Linked DNA regions of Mus musculus: all the other regions are linked to region 1. The links are chromatin loops, found by intact Hi-C in ENCODE. Cell type or tissue: heart. All regions are shown on one strand.

Region 1 (2,500 bases):
CATGTCCCCAGCATGGCACTCCCAGGTCAGGACAGCAGGTCCCACGGAAACAGCTGCCCCATGTGCTCAGCAGGGTTCTCATTCCACTGATGTTGCCCTGACACTGTTGGTAAGTAAGAAGACATCAGTCCCAGGCCACTGGGAGCCTGTGTGAACACCAGGCACGGGGGAGGGGTGAACAGAGCAGGAGCAGAAGCACTGGAGCCTCCTGGGCCTCCTTGCTGGTACAAGGGCCAGCCCAGCAGAGCGGGTGTGATCACGAGAGCCTGCCCAGGCTCCTCAGCACGTCAGGTGAATACAGAGTCAGAGTGAACCAACAGTGATACCCTCGCAGGAGGTGGGGCCAGGTGGGGGTCTGCGCCAGGGTCTTCTCCTCTCCATCCTCCTCACAACTCTGTCAGGAACCAACCTCCTTTCCTCTCTTCAAAAGATAGTATTGATTAGCATGTTACACACACACACACACACACACACACACACACACACACACGCACGCACGCACACAGTCCTGCCAGCCTTGCTTAAGGAAAATGGTCTCACCCATCAGATTCCTATTCTCTGCTGGGTCTCTCCCCTGCAGGCCTGTAGGGCCCTGGATTGCGAAGGGCTTTCTCAAGGCCATTCACACCCTTCCTTGCTCTGCAATACCCAGCAAACACTGTGCTACCCACTGCCCAGCCGCCCTGGGGAAACAAGCCCATGGTGAGCGTGAAGAGAGGCTCTGGGAGACATACTGCAGCCTTTATCAACCAGGGAACCATTCTTGGGTTTCAGAATGGTAGGTGCGAAGGGCTTAGTTCCAGGAGCTATTGTCTCCATTTCACCTGAAGAACTTTCTAGGTAGCCTGTTCGTGCTTTGGGACTTTGCATGTCTCAAGGTATACCCCATCACCCAGTGCTGCAGACCTCAACCTCCGAGTCCTGCCCAGAGCCTATCAAAGCAATCGGGAAGGACTGTGAGGGCTTTTGTGTAGAAAGGCCTGTCAGCTCGCAGCTATCTAAGATCCTGTATGTCACACATCTGGGACGAAATTGCCTGGACACTGTCTCACTGTTTCCTGTTCTACACAGAAAGAAAACATGTGGACAGTTAAATTGTGAGTGTGACGTCAGGATTCCTGGATCCTGCCAGATGTCCCAACCTGGAGGCCAGGGGAAATGACTCTGGAAAGTGACCAAGCTGGTTAGGGACAGGAGGCAAGAGAAGCTAGCAACAGTGGCCTCCCTTGGCTACCCTCACGTGTGGTGTCCTGGGATGTGGTGTGCCCTGCAAAGCCTGGATGCTGACTGCACTCATGTCTCATGCGAGGCTCTGCTCTCCCCGGGGTAAATCTCAGATGTGCCAGCATCCATGTTCTCCTACAGGGACATAACACTGTCACCAGGATGGTGTGTTTAACACTGGGGCACAGGGCAGGAGACAGACCCATGCTCAAAGCAGGTATAGGTCAATGCCACATTCACCATCGACTTGATGCTCATTCACTGAGGGCAGAGTGGATTGTGTGGGACAGAATCAGTAGGCTCTGCCTGGATGACTTTCATCTTCTGATAGAAGTCTCTGACCCAAATTCCCACGTCCTTCACCCAGTTCTATTGGTCAACACTGATCTCGTGGGTCCCTGGGCAGCACTCACACTAGCAACACAGAATACGCTGTTGGGGAGGAGAGACCACACCATCTCCATGTTCTCCCTCTGTGGTGCTGATCTGACTACACAGCCTCTATCACATCACCCCACAGACTCCACAAAAGCTGAGGCAAGGTCGAAGGCAGGAGGAGGGGCAGTCCCTGATTGCCTGACACTCTTAAGTGGCTTCTTATTCACAGGGACACAGATCAGGACCTGGCGCCCGCAGACAGGCTCATACATCACCTAGTCCTTTGCAAGCAGCGCCAAGCTCCCACTTTCCTGGTGGGCAGTTGGTGCAGGAGGGAGAGGATGTCTGTGAATCTGAAACTTTGCTGTTTACCTGCCAGGGACCTGGACCTTGAGAGCGTCCTTCCTTGGAGTGGGGCAGTGGGCCAGCAAGGCAGGAATGCTGTCAAGTCACACACATGGGCATCAAGAGAGCGAGCTGGGGCGGGGCGGGGGGCCATGCCAAGCTGAGAGGCCTTTCAGGGCTTCAGAGACACCTAGAGAAGAGTTGTCAACAGTACAGCTACAGAAGTGACAGAAAGAAAGGGCCACACGGGGGACAGAGGTCGTTAGCAGGAGCAACAGGCAAGCTCTAGATGCTGCCACAGGGACACTCATCCTGGCAGTGAACAGTGTGCTTTATTCTTTCTCAGGAGCCATAATTTTCAGTTGATGCCTCAGGATGGATCCTTCGAGGACGATGGATGACCTGAGGAGGCTCAGGTGACAGGTCCTCCTGGTGTGGGAGGGGGGAGGCGGTAAAAATCCAGCTCTTTTGAGCAGAAAAGCATTGTTCGGATACAACATCACTGAGTTTGTAAGAACGAAGGCCAAATATATAGACATAAACTTTAATTAAG
Region 2 (2,500 bases), 53 kb before region 1:
CCCCAGCTGCGTTCACACACAACTTTTCATTGTTCCTCATATGGAGACCTGGTTATGACCTGCTCTGGCTTCCACTCTCGGCCAAAGCCCACCACCTTCCTGAGGTCAGAGGTCACGACATCCGGAGTAGGACATAGCTCAAAGCCCCATGTATCCCTGGGATCCCAGCACATTTGCAGGAAGTCCAGTCTGGTGGCACTGGGCAGAGGAACCTGAAGTGAACCAGGTGGAGACCAGATGTTATCATACTGACTCCAGTGTCCCCAACAATGGAAAAAGGAAATGGCCTGTTTGTGACTCCTCTGACAGATTGTAAGGGACCCAGTCCTCTCTGGCTGTCAGTGTTTCCTGAGAAGAGTCTGGGATGCGAAGCTTGCCTAGGATCTGATGTTTTCATGTCAACCTAGAAATCTGTACAGGTCAAAGTCCAGCATCTCCTCCATCACCCATGTGACCTCAGGCATCTCCCAAGCCCATGCTTCTCTGCTGGAAAACCAGGGATGGCAGCAACCTGGGTCTCACCTGCTCACCAGAGCCATAAGTCATCCTGAGGAGGCTCAGCAAGGTCCCAGATGATGTCACTACAGTCATTCTCGGGCGACCACAGCTGTAAGGAGGAGATCTGGGAAACATGAGGGTGGACGAAAATGAATTAAGTCAATGAGTAGACAGGAACTCCAGAGCAAGGAAGTGGACAGTTACCACAGTTCTGCGGAGACAGTCGCCTGTGCAGTACCAGGCCCCACACCTGCGCTCACTCAGCCATTCCAGGTCACTTGGCTAGTAGCCAGGACAGGTAAGGCCCACTCGAGGGTATCAGTACCATGTTAGCCACCAAACCACCTAGGAGACAAAGTAAACTTGTAAGAGCCTTGGGTCCAACTGGCTGCCAAGCCAGCATGGCGCAAGCGTAGAGGAGACCCAGCCACTCTTTCTTGCATTCCAGGTCTCGTGGCTGGATCGAGCAAAAGGCCAGAAAGCTGTCCAACCCATGGCTTCCCTCCTCCTCTTCCCCTCTGACTTCCTTCCTGGCTGCATCCCCAAGGCGCTGCCCCTCCCAGTCTGTGTCCTGAGACACTCGAAGCGGGATGGAATATCAGAGCTCTCTATCACGGCCACCACCCAGCTTCCTACGAGCGAGCTATCTCTGCCTCCAGGAAGAACCACCCCCAAACTCCATCTTGAAAAGTCTTAGGGCTGAATTTTTTTAAAAAGTTCCCCCCCCACCCCAAACTCCTCCACAGTGGGTTCCCAGGTGCAAAGTGTCTTCTTTCTGTCATAGAACTTGTGCATTTTTACTTAAATGATGAATTTTTGGGCCAGGTGAGATACCTCTGGGGGGCGAAGGTGAGTCCTGATGGCTCTGCCAAGCCTGCCAACGTGAGGTTGAATTCCTAGGACTCACATGGTAGAAGGAGAGAACCAATACCTGCAAGTTGTCTTCTGACCTAGATACTTGTGTGTGAACACATCACACACACACACACACACACACACACACACACACACACACACACACACACACTGTTAAAAAAAAAAAAAGCCTTTTGCTGGGTGGTGGTGGCGCATGCCTTTAATCCCAGCACTTGGGAGGCAGAGGCAGGCAGATTTCTGAGTTCGAGGCCAGCCTGGTCTACAAAGTGAGTTCCAGGACAGCCAGGGCTATACAGAGAAACCCTGTCTCAAAAAAACAAAAAACAAAAAATCAAAAAACAAAAAACAAAAAACAAAACAAAACAAAAAGCCTTTTTTCTTTTAAAACTGTGTCTTGCTTCCTGGGACTCTGGTTGACATCAGTGGCTTCTAAACTTGTCTATAACAAAGGATCCAGAGGAGTTGGCCCTTCCCATCCCTTCTGTGTCTCAAGACCTAGAGACTCAGCTGGACCCAGAACCCCCTGTGTCATCATGAGGTGGCTCTGGTTCCTGGGCTGGACAGAATCTCTCTTGTAGAATCCAGCTTCTTCGAGCCTCAGAGGACAAGAAGAGGAGCTGTTGCCAAGAAAGGAAAGCTAGGCAGGAGCCCTGGAACCCTGCCCAGGCCTCCGCTTACTCCTTGAGTGGCACCAATCCTCAGGTATTACCTGTGGGGTAGCAAGAGCATCCAGTCTGTGACCACTGGATGGAGTTCTAGAAGCCTCTGCCTGGCTTCCAAAGCCAACCTCAGTGCTCAGCTATCTCCAAATCTAGGACTGGAATGGTTTCCATGGTTCCCTGGTGTTGGGGGAGCCTCCAGGAAGCACAGGGCCCCACAGTTGCAGCATTCCTGTGATTCAGGGTCCGGAGACCTGCCTGTGACAGTGACGCATTAAATCATCAGCCTTAGCAACGTTAACAAGCTCCTGGCTGGACTGTGATGTTTGGTAAAGGGATCGTTAGCTGCTGGCAAACACCATGAGCTAAGGAAGGGCCTCGGGCTCTGACAAATGATAAATGAGAAAATTAAAGGCTTGGAGAAAATGTAAATATCATCCTTTGTAAGTCTGTCCCTCGGCAGGGAG
Region 3 (2,500 bases), 70 kb before region 1:
CCTCTACAACTTGAACTCACAAGCTTTTAGTTCTCAGGATCCCAGCCATAACCTCCCCCCTACCCCCCACACACACACCGCCCATCTTAATCCAGTCATTGGGCCCTTGGTGCCCAGGAGTCTGGAAGCTGCTGTTTGCCTATATTGGAAATTTCAATCTGGGTATAGAAAAGAAACCCCAGCCAGATGGCTGCAAATAAAAACACGGGGCCCTCCAAACCCAAGATGAAAGACTTGAAAGAAACCAACTCAGTATGATCTTGACTTCCCCCTCCGGACCCTGAAGAAATAGATTTCTACTATTTACATCAGCCAGCCTGTGGTGATCTGCTACAGCCGTGGAAAGCTTACGCAGAGCTGGCTTCCTTTTCCCTGGGGTTTTAGTGTCTGGGAGCTACATGGCTTATTTCTCTGCAGCCCATGAGTAAGATGTGCTGTGCTTCTATTTAACCTGAGCTCAGTGTTCGGTCTGAAGCTGGCGACACAGAGCTCCTGTCAAGTGCATTTTCTCCAAAGAGCTTTAAGTGACTTACGAGTTTCCGTTGCATAGAAAGTGAGTGGCCTTCTTAAACGGTGTATATGTGACCACCACCCCCAAGGGTGACCTCAGCCCTTCTTTGAACCCTGCAGAACCTTCCAAGCTTTCTAACTTCCTCCACTCCCCTTAGTTTCCAGTTGCCCAGTCTCCTGCTGCCCCCCTTGCTGATACTCCTAGCCTAGCCTCCTTCACCCTTCTTGTCCTTCTTTCAGTCCTAAGTGTAAGGGCCACAGCAAGTCACATCTGTCTCGGGAGCTCAGCCTCCTGTGATCTTAGGACATTAGCTTGCAGATGCCACTTTTCCAGGCTTCAGTGTTGTAAGGTCATGTGAGCACCCCTAAGCAACTGAGCTCAGCCCAATGAGGTCACTTCTAAGGGAACCTTTGGGGTTCCCATGCAGTACCTAGTGGCTGCATCCATGTAACTCGATACTGGACTCCCAGACAGGTCTCCATCCCTTCCTCTCTGAAATGCTACTGGACACTGGATCAGTGCTTCCTCCTCTGCTGTCCCACTCCAGGGTCAAGGCTTGTACTGGACTCCCTACCTTCTGGGTCACCCTTCATTTCATGGATAGAGTGGTGTCCCCAAAGAACAGCCATGCCACATCCTTTCCTTGCTCGCTGAAGCCTCAGTTTCTGAAGACATTTCCAAATCCTTATGGTCCGTGTTATTAGCCATATGCATGCGCGCACACGCACACACACACACACACACACACACACACACACACACACACACACCACCTTCTCCTGTCACCAGCTCTATCCAGAATGCTCCATTAAGCACGTTGACCGTCTCCTGCTTCCTGAACCTGCAACACCTTTGCCTCATGGACTTGGGCTGCCCCCTGCCTTGTCTTTCTTTCCCAGGCTCCTTCACCTGCTGGGCTCCTCTCTCACTGTAAAATCAGGCTTGACCACACCTCTAGAATCTCACCCAGACCGGCACTGTCTCTACATCCCACACACAGCCCTGAGCTGTTGAGACAGACAACCACACCCTGAGGAGCCATCACCGGACTTTGTTTCCACAAATGAAAGACAACAACAACAAGGTCACTGTCCTGGGACATGGCCTACCCCATGGCAGGTCCCAGCAACTGTTAGACTTATTGGATCATAGAATCTCCCCAGTGGAATCTGGAAACACAGAGGCCCAGCCTCTTAGTCCCCGCACCCCAGCCCCTGATCAGGAATGCTTGACCAAGAAACTGGTTCTGCCCACCCTGTGTCTTCCTATGCCTGTTTCCTTTGCACCAAACTGAAAGTAATTACCAAAGGCAACCATAGCAAATGACGGAACGGGGATCATGCCTGTGTGCCCAGCGAGCAGATTAAGAGCAAAGCCCCGTGTCATCCCAACGCCTGTGAGGCTTGGAAGTGACTTAACCAGCCGAGGCCTTAGGGCCAATGCTATGAGCTCAGGGCTTTCTCGCCTGGCAAGGAACCAGCAGGGGCTGTGCTATGCATCAGCCAGAGAAGACATGCCTCTTACGGGTTGTCATTGGGCATTGGCGTATCTGGAAAGTATTGTTATTGCTGAGAGGAACAGGGAGTTGTCCTACATTGTCAGATCTGCTAAACTGCCCTAGATCTATCCTCTTGAAACTGGAGTGTGGGGACTTGTATCCCAGCTCTAGGGAGGGTAATGGGTCCCTTGAGGACCCCTGTGCCTGATAGGAGCTGATCTGCCTACACAGCTGCTGAAAGCCAGGCCTGTAGGGGTCTCCTCACACACAGAGACAAGGACTGACCAGATGAGCACAAAGGCCACAGGTGTCACAGTTGTCCTGATGGTGATTATGCCCCCTGGGACTGGCTATCACCTGGTGTACTGGGCTCTGGACCATATTTTGAGCCCTCTGACCTTATACTCCTTCTGGGGTCATCTGGAGCCTCTACCTTTTTGCTGTGTTTCAATCCCTCCACTGATGAGCTCCGGGGACCTGCAGTCAGAATG

The links. Hi-C counts contacts between places; a loop is a spot of excess contacts. Peaks named below come from ENCODE experiments on the same cell type or tissue, not always from the same donor. Only the 100,000 strongest peaks of a DNase experiment are listed, where the experiment ranks them.
Region 2: it touches region 1 in a loop (1.9-fold over the local background); 1 of 42 quality-filtered maps calls a loop at or near these places.
Region 3: a loop joins it to region 1, with 1.8 times the contacts of the local background. A loop is called at or near these places in 1 of 42 quality-filtered maps.

The regions. Positions count from the first base shown.
Region 1 is chr2:166,195,863-166,198,362 of GRCm38, reverse strand. It overlaps Gm30536 (a long non-coding RNA gene), which reads right to left. Exons shown (of 6, transcript XR_866955.3): 3 at 1,975-2,376; 4 at 1-421. Among named protein-coding and RNA genes, the nearest start is that of Gm30536, 2.7 kb to the right of the region's middle. In heart, no CTCF peak of the experiment used is centred here; DNase peaks (open chromatin) are centred at 1,142 and 2,020; H3K27ac peaks cover 2,280 bases.
Region 2 is chr2:166,249,309-166,251,808 of GRCm38, reverse strand. No RefSeq gene overlaps it. Among named protein-coding and RNA genes, the nearest start is that of Gm11468, 23 kb to the left of the region's middle. In heart, no CTCF peak of the experiment used is centred here; DNase peaks (open chromatin) are centred at 188 and 1,048; H3K27ac peaks cover 970 bases.
Region 3 is chr2:166,266,144-166,268,643 of GRCm38, reverse strand. No RefSeq gene overlaps it. Among named protein-coding and RNA genes, the nearest start is that of Gm11468, 6.5 kb to the left of the region's middle. In heart, no CTCF peak of the experiment used is centred here; no DNase peak of the experiment used is centred here; H3K27ac peaks cover 375 bases.